Linked DNA regions of Homo sapiens: region 1 is linked to region 2. Evidence: chromatin loops called from intact Hi-C (ENCODE). Cell type or tissue: Caco-2. All regions are shown on one strand. Links, peaks and the distances in the headings refer to the core of each region. The heading gives the core; the rest is flanking DNA.

Region 1 (8,354 bases), core at 144-8,143, 390 kb after region 2:
CACTCTGTCATCCAGGCTGGAGTGCAGTGGTGCAATCATAGTTCACTGCAACCTTGAATTCCTGGGCTCAAGTAATCCTCCTGCCTCAGCCTCCTGAGTAGCTGGGACTACAGGCATGTACCACCATACCCCTTTAATTATTTTATTTTATTTTAATTTTTTAGTAGAGATGAGGTCTCACTGTTTTGCCCAGGCTGGCCTTGAAACAATCCTTTCAACCTTGGTCTCCCAAAGTACTGGGATTGCAGGCATGAGCCATTGTGACTTACCTGTATGTCCATTGTTGTTACTGCATATATCTGGTCAGGTCTGTTGTGACACAAAAGATTTACTCTCATTGTGAAGCGGGGATTATGCTCAGCTGAAAGACTATATTTTTGTTATGTCAGAGATACAAGGAAACACATGAAATTAGTACCACCATTCTTTTATTCCCTGCCATCTGTGTCAACCTAACAAAATACAAGCTCCAGGAGTCACCCATATTCATTAATGAACTTATCATTATACTATTTCATTCTCTGTATCTCTAGATATTTCCTCCCTTTGTTTTTCATCTCCCAACCCTTCCCATAATTCTCCAGAACCATATCAACTTGAAAACAAACCAGAACACCTTAAGGAACATTACCCCTCTATCTTTTTTCTATTAATTAAAAGATAGCTCTATCCTGCCACCATATGGAATGGTGTCTGCCTATGTTCCCACCTTCTAGGAATCATGGGTCTCAGCGGTGGTAGTGGGCAATCACTCACCTTGCCTTTTACTTCTGTGTCTACAGAGTGACTCCTCTCTGTCATATAAAAATCCCTCCTTCTTTGGAACTCATAACTTCTGGATATCCCATATCCTGAACTAACCACTCCTCAGCAGTTATTAGAGGTTAGAAGACTGTAGGATGATGACTCAGCCTTAGTTTAAAGTTGCTTTTAATTTGTCCTATCACTAAACTAGCAAACAAAGAGTGCAAGCTAGGATCCAAGCTAGATAAAACTGAATGGATGCAGATATCTAGGATACAAGCTTAATAAAACTGAATGGATGCAGATTTCCAGTCTCCTTGCTCTCTTGATGGGTGCTCAAAGTTCAGGGTCAATGTAACAAGCAGGAATTGAGGAATCCACCAGCTCCAGTTTCCCAGAACTTGGCTTTTAATGAGAGGGTTTGTGAGAGTGGCCCCATAAAATCTCTAGCATCCATCGTATTATTTTATTAGGAAATTCATTCATGATATGCTGCAGTAATATACATTCCTTTTTTTGTGTTCTTCACCCATCATGGTGCCAACCTGTAGCAGAGCTCATCATGGGATACTCCATTTATCAGTCTCGTTATCACTTCTCTACATTTTTCAATGATTATGGAATTAACTAATAGATTGTTCCATTCAAGTTTAGCTGTCAGGTGAATGACTTCTGTGTCTACCTGAATCACCCCATCCACCATCTAGTCTCAGAATTCTTTAATTTACTTACTTCAAGTAATCTTTGCTCCATTTTTCCCTGACAACCTTCTCACATTGAGCAGTTGGTGTGTTATTCTAGAAAGAGTATATGCTTTGGAATTACACAGGCTAGAGTTTATATCCCAGTTCGGCTACTGACTAACTGTGTAACATTGGGCAAATCATGTAACTTGACTCATACTTAGTCTTTTCATCTATAAAAATAATGAATCAAGCTGAGTGTAGTGGCTCACACCTGTAATCTCAGCAACTCAGAAGGTTGAGGCAAGAGTATCACTTGAGTCCAGTAGTTTGAGACCGGTCTGGGCAATATAGCAAGACCTTGTCTCTCTAAATAAAGAAAATCATTATCAAATGAGATGGCATATGTAAAATGCCAAGCACAATGCCTACAGATGCTCAAAAATGCAAGTTTCAGCTCTCCTTCATATGGTTACATGTTAGGTCTTTTCCATGTATTAGAATTTTCAGTCTCTGAAATCTTAAACTCCAAGACGTACCTTCTTATTCTTTGAGTTGATCTGCTGCATTTACTCTTCAAATTAATTAGAGTTTTAATCTCCTGATTCTTTCATTTTTTTCCCTTAAGCCTGTTAATCCCTTCTTCTAACTACATTTTTTCTCTATGTGGCATAATTCTCAGCAATGGATGCTCCCTAGGCATGCAGCTCCCTCCATTCCTTTGCTCCTTTGTATTTCTTCACCACGACTTTGTAAAGCTTCAGCTTTAAATCAGTCCAACCATTTACCTTCTGTGTTTCTCTACTATTGTTGCTATATATATATCTACCATTGTGTGTGTGTGTGTGTGTGTGTGTATATATATATATGTATGTATGTATGTATCTACCATTGTGTGTGTGTGTGTATAAATATATATATATATATATCAGGCAATATGCTCTAGCTAAGGCTATAGAACACTATGCATTTAGGTATCAAGCATATATATATCCTTTCCTTGCTTTTTAATTTTTTCTCTTTTATTGACATACAATGTTTCACCTATTTACGGAGTACATATGAGTTTTTGCTACATTCATAAAATGTGTCATGATCAAGTTAGGGTATTTGAGGTCTCCATCACCTGAGTGTTTATCATTTTTATGTGTTGGTATCATTTCAAGTCCTCTCTTCTAGTTACTTTAAAATATACATAATATTGTTGTTAAGTATAGTCACTGTAGTCTGCTATCAAATATTAGAACATATTTTTTCTATCTAACTGTATGTGTGTGCCCACAACCAACCTCTCTTCATACCCCCTCACCCCCACTCACCCGTCCCAGTCTCTGGTATCTATGGTCCTTTTTTCTATGTCCCTGAGATCAAGTTTTTTAGCTCTCACATATGAGTGGGAACGTGTGGCATTTGTCTTTCTGTGCCTGGCTTATTTCACTTAACATAATGACCTCAAGTTCCATACATGTTACTGTGAATGACATGATTTTCCTTTATGGCTGAATAATATTCCATTGTGTATATATACGACATTTTTTTTATCCATTCGTCTGTTGATGGACACTTAGGTTGGTTCCTTGCCTAATATATTTTATGTGTCCTTGATAACCTTCTTTTCCATTTCTCTCAAACCTTCACTAACCACCTCAATTCGTAACCCATATCCCTCTCATTTACTTTGAGTTGATAATCTTGACTAAAATATTACTAGAAAGGATCGTCAATTCTTGTACATCTCCTCGATTTCTTGTACATCTACATATACTTTTTAATCCATGATTAACTTTCTCTTTCATCTCCCTGGAAACACGATCTCTTAATTTACACCAGGTTTTATAGTTGTCCAGCAAAGACCACTTTCCATTTTCTTTCTTGATACCTAAGTGCATATAACCTACCGACTCTTAGATTTCTACTTAATCTCATAGATGCCTCCATATGCCTAAAATTCAGCAGTTGATCTCCATTTTGTCGCATCAATCCTAACCTTATTCTCATATTATCATCTCACTTAATGCTTTGCAATGTATTTAGCACCCAAGCTAGAAACATAAGAGTCATATTAGATTTCTGTCTTTTCTTCAAATGCTGTATCCTATTGGCCTATCAGACCTATTGTCTTAATTTTGCTCTATCCTTGTCTGTCTATTCACACTGATGCTATCTTAGATCACATTTTCATCACATCTTATGCAGAATACTGCAAATACCATCCTATTTTCTACCTCTAGTCTCAGTTTCTTCCAATCATTGGCCTTCACAGTTTCCATTCTTTCTGTAATGGAAATATGAGTATGATACTCCTTACTTAAAATGCTTTCTGAATTCCCATTCTAAGTTAAACTCTTTCTCATAGTATTAGGCCCACTGTGATCTAGGCTTCCTTCTCTTCAGCTGCATTTTCTTTCACTTATTCTCATTTAACCTGGGTCCCAGCCACACATAATTTCAGTGAGTTTAATGCTGTTGCATGTCTACAAGCCACATGTTTTTTTCCTCTGCTCAGGACTTTCTGGGGTTATTTTTAAATAATTTTTGAGCACCTCTTATATGCCCAGCTCTGTGATAAATCCTCTTCTAGGTGCTGATAACACACAAAAAATGACAAAGATTGATCTCTGACACTGGGAGGCATGGAGACACATACTGAAGAATGAGTAATTTTATATAGCATCACTGCAGTGGGAACCAAGCCTCCTTTGTTCACCAATGGTCTACCAACACCCGGCATAATGACTGCCACATAGTACCTGATAAAAGCATAATGTGTTTTAATAATAATAATAACACAATAGCTATTACTTATATAGTTGTTTATTTGTGCCAGATATTGTTTAAATGGTTTCACATATATTACCTTGCTTGATAACCAAAACAATCCTATGGAGTATATGCTATTATTGTCTCCATTTTACAAGTGAAATAGAGGCATATAGAGGATAAGCTGCTTGAATAAATTGTATCATATAAACACATCCTCAGAATACAATGGAAACACCAAAGAAAGGTACCTAACCCAACCCTCTTGGCTCAGAAAAGGCTTCCTAGAGCATTCTAGGCAAAGGAAAGAGCATAACGAGGAGACATGGGAGAGCATAGTGTATTCTGAGTTCTGAGTTGGTAAGCGTAAAGTAGGAAGGGAAGAAGAGTGAAAAATAATGCCCAGAGGTATTGCAAGTATAAGCAGGATAAGGTAAAAAATGGAGCCAAGTTTCTTTAATTTTTTGAATCAATTACTCTAGACTCTGCATGCCCTATATTTATCTTTGTGCCATCCTTGATTCATTTCCTCACCTTCTTGAATGACTTACCTTCTTGATGCCTGTCCAAAATGCCAGAAGTTAATGCAATTCAAGCAGAGGAAGAAAGGGTATCCAATGTCTGTATTACTGTCAGTGCTTCCATTTGTATGTAGTGCTGTGTTGGATATCGTCTACCAGGTCCTCATCTTCTGCTGTGGGACAGGTTCCAGGCCAGGACCCATTGATGCTCCAAGCTCAGATCACAGGATTATAAACCGTTCTAGTTCCCATTTCCATGCTCAACATAACTATGCTAAAATGTATTAATTTAGAAAGGCTTCCAACATAAGCTACACAATGTATTGAAAAGATCTCTTCAACAAATCGTTAGGCCCTTGTATTGAGTATATTTCTTCAGATTTACACTCTTATCTGTCACAGGTCCATTTCAGAAGGTTTATCTAATTTTAAATTTTGGGAATTATGATCTGGAGTCTTAGTAATTTCTCAGAGTGACTTCTAATGTGAGTCTATCCAATATCTCCCCATTGACCAGCTTTGCCTAAATGGTGTTAGGGTCAGCAACCTTTTGAGATAGCAAAAGTTATGGGTTACTCTTTCCTCACCTCCCTCATAGAGGGTGGCTTCTCCCTGCCTGCCCTATAAGTGGATCTAGATCACAAAGAGCCTCATCATACAAACCAAGGAGACTGGATTTCATCTAGTTGATGGGAAAGAGACACTGAGGGCTTAAGGCACCGTGATGTTCTGGTCAGGTTTTAGAAAGATGGCACTCTTAGTAGTGGAAGGAGGTTCATAGAGGAGCAACACTGAGGCAGGAACCCTCCTGAGGTTTCTTTAAAGGAGGGTTTCTTTAAAGGAATGGTGATGGGTGCTTGAACAAGCATGATGTTGGAAGGGGGGTAGATTTCAAAGACAGTGTCCTTCATGTGCTTTTAATTTCTGTTCTTTGCAAGACATTCTCTTTTTCATTTTATATATCAGAAAATATCTAAGTATGCTTCTATATGGATCCTAGATAACTCTCTTCTAGTCAAGATTTATTTTTCAGAATAAGTGAGAAATACCAGGCAAGAATCATTCTTTACAGATGGTTCCTTAACTGTCACAATCATGGTGGCCACATATTTCAGTAGCACAGTGATTGACTACAGATTGTGATCAGTGGATGTTTGCTAAATGTTTGAATGGAGTGAGGTCTCAACCAAGGTTTTCTACTTCTTAAAATACTGAAAGACTTCACTTAGCACTTTCGTTTCTATTGTGTTTTCATACAGGGCATAAGGAAGTAAAGAAACGTAAATGGTGAAATTTACTATCTAGTAAATAACAAGTGCTCGTTTGATTGTAAAATCCTAGTATTCAACATTTTTCTCATCTCTATAATAGTAATGATTCATGTGTCATTATTGTATGCATTTCAAAGCTTCTTATGTAGACGTGGGGAAATCCTATTTGACTCTGCATCTGAGTTTTAATTGCACATTATACTTGATTTAATTCATAACTGTTTGTGGTTAATAAGCTATAGTGTCAGAATTGTTGTTAACTTAAAAGCAAGTGGCTAGAGAAAATTAACAGCTAAATTATAAAGTCATTTCAGGATTTGAGATACTTTTAAACTTAGAGGAATAAGTAAATTTAGCAAGCAAAGTGGTAACATTTGAAATGAAATGGTTAATGTTCCAAGGCAATTGGGATGACAAACACATCTTGTTAGTTTCTTATTTAATGAACATGGTTCCACTGAAAAAATCTGAAAATTTTTTATTATGAAATACTGTCACAGGCATAGTACAGAGGCAAGTGCTATGTAGAGATTAATACAAAATGTCACAGTCCCTTCCCTCACAGGGGTGGCAGTCCGAAGAAGATAGAGTGCTTTTTATCAAAGGGTTTCAAATGAGTGAGCAGTCTAATTTTCACAGTTCTTTTTTCCTCCCTTATATTTGCAGTCTTTTATAATTCATGTGGTCAGAAGAATTTTTAAATTAATGTACATTTTTAATTTACACTTTTTCATGATTAGCCTAGTTTCAACTTGTATTAATTTTCTATGTTTAGAAGGAAAAGGAAAAAAATCTTACTAGATGTAGTTATTCCACCATTAAATGAGGAATTGTATTTTTTTCTTTTACTTTTTAAAAAGTCTTAAATACTTGAGGCATTAAGATTTTTGTTTCCCTCAAATAGGTATTTATAAAAAATATTTTATGCTCAGGACACCTATTTATTTTCATGTGGACACCTTCTGGGGCAAGCATTACTTGGAGAATTATTGATTTCTACCTCACTTAATGCCCAAACCTTTGCCAAAGTAATACTGAGGAAGAAATTGGAAAAATTAAACTTGATTGTTTTAAAATCTTGTCAAAGGGGTAAAGCTGTTAAAGGAACAAAAGGAAAATATTTCTACCCAAGTAGCTCTGTATAGTGCAGCCTGCAAAGTGCTTGTGATCGAGAATATTGCAGGTGGGCTACTAGTTTTGTTAACCTGGGGAAGAATATTTCATGGTTATTCTTTAAAAAAAAAAGGATCAGATTATTTTGGAATTATTGTTTCCCAGTTGAGAGATGTAGAAATTAAATAAATTACTTTTAAAAGTAGAAATAGAATTGGGCTTTCTATGAAGGACTGATTTTAGAAAAACCATACATCCTTTTGGAATAATCTTTTTTAGATAAGATTAACATTTAAAATTATAAACTGAGTCTGCTTTACTCAGTCTATAACTTTAAATGTTAATCTTATCTAAAATGTCTTCACAGAAACACCCAGAATAATATTTGACTGAGTATCTGGGCACCCTATGGCCAGTCAAGTTGACACATAAAATTAACCATCACAAGGTTAAATGTGAATTTTATAAAACTTGAACATTAATTAGATATAGGAGATGATGAAGAGGAGGAGTCAAGAATGACTCCAGAGTTTTGACCTTGAGCTATTGGTTAGTGTCATTTGCTAAGTTGAGGACATGTGAGGAAAAACATGGGTAGTAAAGATGTGGGGTAATTAATGTGAACGATTAAACCCAAGCTCTTTTTGATACACATGCATGTACATGTGCACGCACATGCACACACACACACAGACACACACACAGAATTATAAAGTCTCTGATCACAATCTCAAGTTCTTTCCTACCAAGTTTGAATAATAACTCTAAGTCAGAGTGTAGAAGAAATGTTTATTACTTGTTACAGATATAATGTAAAAAATGAGTGAGGGTGAGATTAGGTCCTAAGGAGAGACTGAAAAGGAGCTTGACTGTACCTGGTACAGATGTACCTAGACAGGAATCTCGGTACTTCCCACACAATGTTATTTTTGTTATATTCTCAATGTTATGACTCAGATGTTGGGGAGTGATATGAAGTCTGATTGTTTTGCTGGCATTGCAGAAGATCAAACCACATCTCTGATTATAGGGTCATCTTTTCCTGGAAAGAATGGATATTCCACTCTCAATCATCTTAATGCGAGGTCAGTGCTAGAGAAGGAAAGAAGACTTGGGACATGTAGCTTAAATCCTGGAATGATGATGTTCATTTTATGTAAGTGAAGGTGATTAGTAGGGCTTGAGAATGGTCTTTCTCCTATGAAGCACAAACTTTGGAACTCCTTTTATTATTTATGTACTGAATTATTATTGTTTTCATT
Region 2 (8,338 bases), core at 1-8,000:
CTTGTGATCATGTATTGTTACTGGATTTTCTCCATTTCTCCTTTGGCCATGGGCATATTACCTGAAGTGTTGGTTTTCTGTGTTTCTTATTTTGAACACTCTTTTTTTTTTTTTTTTTTTTTTTTTGAGACAGAGTCTCGCTGTCGCCCAGGCTGGAGTGCAGTGGCGCAATCTCGGCTCATTGCAAGCTCCGCCTGCCGGGTTCACGCCATTCTCCTGCCTCAGCCTCCCGCGGGGACTACAGGCGCCCGCCACCTCTCCTGGCTAATTTTTTGTATTTTTAGTAGAGACGGGGTTTCACCGTGTTAGCCAGGATAGTCTCGATCTCCTGACCTCGTGATCCGCCCGCCTCGGCCTCCCAAAGTGCTGGGATTACAGGCGTGAGCCACCGCGCCCGGCTATTTTGAACACTCTTTACAAGTGTGTTTGCTCTAAAGTTCCCATTTGGAGTTGTATAATGTTTACAGAGATAAATATGAAGAAAAAATATTTTAAGAAGTAGAGCTAATATTTCTTAGGGAAGACAAAGTGCAGGGGCTAAAACATGCTTTAGAGTTAAATGGATTTGTCAGTAAAATAGCTTGTATTAATTAAATCATAGATAAAATTACTTAAATTTTTTAGAATCTTAGATAAGGTTTTATTTTGATTTGAACATAGTGAGAATGAACCAAGAAATGGGCAAGGCACAGAAATGATTATACAATATAATAAATATTTCATATAAAGGTCATTAAAATTATGTTGAAAGGAACTTGTTTATTGTTATAAGTGGGGGAAAATGAACTGATTTTGGCTGTGTTTAATATGTTGGGTAGAATTGGTTTCCACGTCAGACTCTTAAAAGACTTCCTGTCCTTTGGGGCCCAACTCAAATTGTCTTACGTCTTCTACGTGGTCTGAGTCCCTCCGTCAGTGTCAGTATCAGTGAGTTTTCCGAGTTTTCACCAATGTTACCTTTATCTCTCTTTTTTTGCACTCTCTTTACTACCTTGCCTTGTGTTAGAGTTAAGGATAGAGTAGAAAGAACATGAATGTTGTAATAAAAACCCAGTTCAATCAAACTTTCTGAAACCCAGTTTACTCAATTATAGAATGAGAAGAGAAATAGGAACTCCTGTGGTTCTTGTGAAGATTAAATTGGAAAGCATCAAGTACCTGGGGCTGAGTGGGCACTCAGTAAGTGTCAGTGTCCATCTCATTTCCGAATTTCATGTCTAGTTTCTCCAGTGGTATGAGTTCCTTCAGGGCAGGAAATGTCTTTTATATTCATAGTGCTTTGTGCATAGTAGGTTCTAAATGATTATTTGTTGAATTTAATTTACTGTCCTGTCATGGAAGCTTAGCACTGTTATTTCCCATTTCTTTTCCCTCTGTCACCTTGGATTGAGATAAACATGTTGCTTTCATGAAATTAGGGATTTAATTCAGTAGAATGCCATTTTAATATGACTTATTTCATAGAGTTTGATATAGTAAGGGTCAAATCATTTCCCTGGAAACTTAATTATATTCTATAAAATCTTATTAGCCTGTCTCATGGCATCATAGTCACAGTGGAGTTCTGGTGTGTTTAAGATGGTCAAGTCTCTATCTGTAGAAATCTGTCTAATGGCACAGAGTGAGAATATGGGAAATAAATGACATAAAGAGAGAGCAAATGCAAATGTCTTGCAAATTACATTACTTGACATTTTCAATCACTAACCCTCCAAAGTATGTTCTAATTTATGAAAATAAACCAAGAATCCAATTTCTTGTGAGCTTCCTTTGCTTAATTAATTATTAGTAGCAGACAGTATTCTGTGGTTCGTTGCAATTTTTCACCTTTGTATTTATCTAGTATCTGATTTAAAAAGAATAGGAGCATTCTGATTCAGCAGAACTGATCAGAACTCTCTTTCTGATCATAACTCATCTGCTCATAGCTCATCTGTGTTATAGAGCAGAAATGAATAAATGTTTGCTGAACATGCCACATATGCTTTGATCATCAAAATGTTAAGTTTTCCTTCCTTCTCAAAATACAAGCTCTGAGAGATCTTTCTTGCTGAAGTTTGTTGGGTGACCTATTCTGCATAGATATTATTATAGAGGCAAGCCAGATTCCATGCCATTATAGCAAAATATCGTGTAAGCAACTACATTTTCATAAATTTGTTTGTTTCCATGATTGAAATGTGAGCACTCTTTAATGCTTCCTCATTATGATTTAAAATTATACATTCACAGTGCTTTCTAAAAAATTTTAAAGCAGAAGTATATCCTAAAAGATGAACTTTCTTTTTTATTTTTTTTAAATGAAGTATGCTCTTTTGTTAGAATGAGGACTGAACAGGCTTCTCATGCATGCAGTAATGTTGGTTATACTTAGAATATGGTTTATAACTCTTTCTGTGTCCCTAATTATTTCATTGAAAGATAATTAGCTAGCATTTGTTATCACTGTATTATGAATGGGAGAAACTGAGGCTCATTATCGACTCTTCGTGTTAGCAAGTTGAGAATTTGAGAAAAATCTGCTGCTATCCTAATGATCTACTTTTGTTTTCAATTTCAGTTTCAAAGGACATTTGAGTCTCTCAAAAATGTTGCCAACAAATCTGACCTCCAGAAAACCTACCAGAAGCTTGGGAAGGAGCTGGAAAATTTGGATTATTTAGCCTTCAAACGTCAGCAGGTAGGAGTCAGAGCTCTCCTTGGTGGAGGAGATGAACACTTTAGGCTTCCTGCCATCCTGCCTGTCAGAGGTGCAGGTGGGTCTGAGGAAACTTATCTTCTAATGGTTAGAGCAGATACAGGTTGTGCTGTGCTGATCTGCTGTGTTCATATGGCTTCCCACAGTGTTCAATGTGGTCCTTGCTTTTAGATGTGTACTTTAGGGGTTTCCACATGTGTCCTTATACCTCTCTTAAAGAAAATTCCTGCTGGTTTGTGAAAATCCAACTACCCTTTGACTAGGGACGCTTCAGAGGCATAAAGGGAGTCTCTATAATGGCTTGGCCAGTTGGCTTTTATATTTGACCTGGGGAGAAAAATCACCTGAAGACCAGGATAAGGTTGTGGGTGTACATGCAACATTAAGGAAAATAGTCATAAATATGCCAAAATATGAATTGATCTTTAGTTTTCTTTGATCTTTGAAGATGAGTAATTTGCTAAGTGTGGAAGATTGAAGGAAGATTTACTTTTCAAATACAAGGTTTTTAATTGCCTCCTTTTGTAGGCCCCTAGATAAATAGAGAGCTGAAATAAACTTTTATAGGGTTTGTTTTAGAACTGGTACTTTATAACCTAATATTCATCATGATTAAATGCTGTGTGTTTTGGAGACACTGCCACAGTAGCTCACTACTCTTCCTAGGCTGAATCTGCTCCAGTTTCTTCACAGCCACTAGGTGTCAGCGTTGTCAAGCTTTTACTTCCACCAAAGGTTTATTCCGATCAGAACAGCCAGTTAAATGTTTAAATGAGGTTGCATGAAATTCGGTAATGTGCTCCATGATGGATAGAGTCTAGAAAAATGACTAAATGTCTGACTTGCATGGCCAGGCCTCGAGTCGATCACTTGAGAGACTTTCCTCTTAGAGTAGCAAAGGGTGTGGCATTCTCACCATTGCCTAATTCACAAGTTTTGGATCCTTTTGGATGAAGGTTTTCAAAGCAGAATTTTCTATTTTTAGTTAAATCTCATTAAGTCAACATGATATGGTCTAGAATTACTGGGCCAAAAAGAGAATTGTGTTCTAGGTATTGCTCTATCACAGATGTTACATGGACATTTAACCTTTCTATGGCCTTATTTTCCTAGGGGTTATATTTGTTTTATAGAATGTTCCAGGGCAAATACATTCTTTTTGCAGACACATTAATTTACATGAAAAAGGATACAATGTCCATTTAAGTTTTGTTTTTTTAAAAAAATTAATGATGATCTAGGTATTAGCACTTGATGGTTACTGAGTGCTACTATAACAAACCCCCAGAGGATGCTGCTTAGCGTTCACACCAGAGTCACTCCTCCGGCCTATGCAATTTTTAGTACAGTTTTGTTTCCAAAACCATATTTTACCATGGAGGGGTATTTGAGCTGGCAGGCAGTAGTCACTGTACTCTTCTGTTATCGTTTCTCATTAACACATTTTCAGTGATTGGATTCTTTTATTAGCTAATTGTGAATTTGGAAGAATGTAAATGCCTCAGGGGCAGAAGGGTAGAACTCTGGGAGAATGGCATTGAGGATAGATGGGTAAATTATATGTGCATAAAGAAAAGATGAGCACATGGAGTGTATACATATATGCCTATATAAATCATCTATACTATTTATTAAATGAAAAGCATATGGCACATGGTATGATTTAAACATTTATGAATTGAATCTTTAAATGCTTATAACAATACAGTGAGGTGGCTTTTGTTAGCACCATTTTACAGATGAGAAAATTGTTAAGGAAGTTAAGTAACATGCCTAAGGTCATGGAGCTAATAAGGCGTGAAACTGGGCTTCAAATCTAAATCAAGTCTGACTTCAAACCTGGAGTGTTATGTCTTCTTGATGGGCAGGGTCAAAGGGTCAGAACATCAGCTCTTCTCTAGCTTGATGGGATTTATCTTTTATCTCGCATTCTATTCCTTTAAAGCTCCAAAACCTGATGAAGCACACGCCAGAAAGTGTTTTTCTTCTAATGGAAAAGATTCAGGCCTCTGTAAAATTGCCAGTTTAGCAAGAAAGTTTCCTCTTTATAAGGTGGTATTCTTTGTATTAGAGAATTAGTCATGGTTTGTTCCCTGGTCCAACCATATTTATCATTCCGCACTGGGACAGAACATAAGCTCCAAAAGGACAGGGCCTCGTCTGTCACCTTTAATGCTGTATCCTCTCCAGTGCTCCTAACAGTATCTGACTCATGGCAAATCCTCAGTAAATATTATTGGTGGTGTTGTTGCTATGAACAAAGAACCATGCCAAAAGGTTTGACCTCAGATTATAGGCAATTAAAATCAATGTGTTTTGCTACACATTTAAAATTCAAAAGAGCATAAGCCTTTGGTTTCCTGGATACCAAGGGCTGAGAGATTTTCCCTTGCCCCTATGTATTATTGAGGTTTTCTCCTAACATATTTTATTCTTCTATCCATTTTTTAAAACAAACAGAAAATGCCAGTGTTAACTCTGAATTATGGATGTCCAATGAATTGACTATAATTATTTTATTGGAGTCATCCATTAGGTTTTATTTTCTGTCCCCTTCTATGATATTTTTAACATCATCTTTGAGAGATTTCTTTCTCGGCACAAGATAAGACTACTGGAGTTCTTTGCTCCATTCTCTCACTTCTGTTTTTCTGAGGTTACTGTGCTTTCTTTCCTAGGTCTGAACTTAGTATTTATTTATTTAAAAGAGTGAGTGCCTGCACATCAGCTATTCCTTGGGTCAGGGCACAACATCTCTACATTTTCCTACTTTCAAAAAGACTAATGTTGAAATAGCTTTGATTGGAAAAGGTGTGAGAGGAGGCTGTGATAGGTGAGGTGGTGGGTTTACTGGGATGAATCAGCCTAAAGTAAACGGATGACAAAGCAGGATTAACCGGAGAATTTGGACACTCTTTTGGTTCTTACTATCGAAAGGCAGGTACAGTCTTGGAGTTTATCTGCTTGGACTACTTGGTTTTCATCCTTCTAGTTGGTGTGACATAGGAATGGTAATAACAAGTTCCAGCTATTATATCGATCTCAGATTTATGTATTAATTTGAGTGCTTATAAATCAAGAGGTTTCCTTAGAGCTTTCGTTTTGTGAAGTAAAACAAAATAAGGTTTGATAATGTGGACTCTAATGTAATTCATTCCTCTCTTTATCTACCCTTAAAACTTATAATAACATTATAAAACACATCCATTTCCAGAGGCTTCTGAAGTCTTTTGATATAAATTAAAGTTGACATTATTGAGTTGAACATTATATAGACTAAAGCACATTTAGACATTGATATAAAAATATGTAAAATTAAATTATTGTACTTCAGACCTGCATGCATGTTGGAACACATCACGTATCTGATTCTTGTCTCTCTGATCACGGCATACTATTCTTGCCTTCTGACCTGTGCACAAGGTTTATATAACTTCGTATTTAGAATGTACAGCCCGTTTCATTTTACATACTTAAATCATTCTTTAAAGTCAAACTGAAGTCTAGCCTCCCTCATAACACCTCCTCCTGTGACCTCTAGTCAATATAACTCTTCACTCTTTGCCATTCTTAGCTTTTATTTGTGTCATACAATTTAGCATTTGATTGATGATATACTCATTGAGAATCCATGTAGTACAGTGATTAGAGTGTGAGCTTTGTAGTTACCCAAACCTGGTTAGACTGTTTGTACTGGATACCTGAGTTTCTTTTTAAAAAGCATCGGAAAAATAACCCTAACTTAAATAGCTTGCTTTGAGGAAACAATATATCAAGTATAAAGTAAGTCCTATGAAATATGTATAAAGGACTTAACATTGCACCTGACATGTGTTTAGTATAATTGGTAGCTATTATATGTTTTCTGTTATTCTCATAAGCCATTTTCTTAAATAGGTTGTAAGTTCCATAAGGATATGGATATGTTCTTTATTTTGTATACTTCTGTGCTGTACATAGGGTCCAGCACTGTTCTGAACATATGGGATAGAATGTTTTTGGACATACATAGTCTAGCAGTTGGTGATCTATGTAACAAAAAGAACATGCTGACACCTCTCAAGAAGGGAGCTGCAACATTTTGTTCTAATATGTTTCTAAGGTGATATCTCTTGATGGGCAGTTAAAGTACTGAGGACTTGTACTATGACAATCTCTTGGGGGAAGTAGGTTCAGTGTTCTGGCTAACGTCCAATTCAGGTTAATAATACATTCTATATATCCAAGCTTCCCTTATGCTTCAGGTATTGTTCAGCACATGGTACTTTTTTAGTGACGATGCTCAGGAGTGAACAACTGCTTTTTTTTTCTTTTACTAAACTGGGTGTGTGACCCCTTTTAGGTAATTCCAAAGCCAGAAGGGTACATAATACCTTGTAGGATAAAAATTGAATTTAAAACAAACTTTTATTAAACAGAAGAAAAATAAAAATAAGTTAGATAAAATTTATTTGATAAAAATGACTGCGGGTTAATATTTTTCAATTGAAAAATAAAATTCTACTTGTTATCTCTTATCTTTTTCATGATAGCCATCCTAACAGGTGTGCAAGACAAGAGATAACAGGAGTTAGTGATGATGTGAAGAAAAGGAAACCTTTGCACATTGTTGGGAATGTAAATTGGTACAGTCATTTCGGAAAAAGTATAGAGGTTGCTAAAAACATATGAAATAGAGCTATCATAAGACCTATCAATCTTACTTTTGGGTATATATCCAAAGAAAATGGAATCAGTATCTTGAAGAGATAGCTGCACTCCCACGTTCATTGCAGCATTATTCACAACAGCCAAGATATTGAAACAACCTAAGTGTCTATTAACAGATGAATAAAGAAAATGTGGTATACATATAAGCAATGAAATATTATTTAGCCTTAAAAAGGAAGGAAATCCTGCCTTTGCAATAGTATGGTTGAACCTGGAAGACATTTTGCTAAGCAAAGTAATCCAGACACAGAAATACACATACTGTATGGTCTTACTTATATGTGGAATCTGAAAATGTCAAACTCAGAGAAGTAGAGGGTAGAGGAGTGCTTTCCAGGGATTGGTGGGTGGAGGAAATTAGTAGATATTGATCAAAGGTACACATTTTCACTTATAAGATGAACAAGTTCTGGGGACCTAATAAACAGCACGAGTGATGATAGACGTGTTAATTTAATGGTGGTAGTCATTACAAAATGTGTATATATCTCTCAATCATCTTGTTGCACACTTTGAATATATTCAATCTTTGTCAATCAAATATTTCAAAACAAAAAATAAAATTCTAGATAGATAATGACTGACCACATAGAAAATACTCTTAGGCTTACTCTGGGAACTTGAGAACTCTGAGGATACAACAAAACAATGTAGGGATCCTGTGGAAGAAATGCTTAGAAAATGAAACTAAATAGTGCTAGGCTTGTGGTTGTACTATAGCATATAGAGAAGAAAAAGTTGATGAGTTCCGATAATATCCTTCAATCATGTAAGGACTTATAGCAAGAAAAAAGTAGTGAATCAGCTAGAATAATATTGCACTGGGAATTGCTTATCTACAAGGACCTTATAAGGTAGGGACTAACTTTCCATTGGGGCTAACATTAAAATGGAATTGTAAATATATTTTCTTTAAGACCTTTAAAAATA

What was found. A loop is a pair of places that touch in the nucleus more often than their neighbours do. Peaks named below come from ENCODE experiments on the same cell type or tissue, not always from the same donor. Only the 100,000 strongest peaks of a DNase experiment are listed, where the experiment ranks them.
Region 1: it touches region 2 in a loop (4-fold over the local background); 2 of 110 quality-filtered maps call a loop at or near these places.

What each region holds. Positions count from the first base shown.
Region 1 is chr10:67,127,309-67,135,662 of GRCh38, reverse strand. All of the region lies in intron 7 of CTNNA3 (catenin alpha 3), which reads left to right. Among named protein-coding and RNA genes, the nearest start is that of LRRTM3, 210 kb to the right of the region's middle. In Caco-2, for the core only: no CTCF peak of the experiment used is centred there; no DNase peak of the experiment used is centred there.
Region 2 is chr10:67,516,184-67,524,521 of GRCh38, reverse strand. It overlaps CTNNA3 (catenin alpha 3), which reads left to right. Exons shown (of 18, transcript NM_013266.4): 5 at 2,561-2,680. Among named protein-coding and RNA genes, the nearest start is that of MIR7151, 120 kb to the right of the region's middle. In Caco-2, for the core only: a CTCF peak has its summit at 3,413 (motif pointing right); a DNase peak (open chromatin) is centred at 3,411.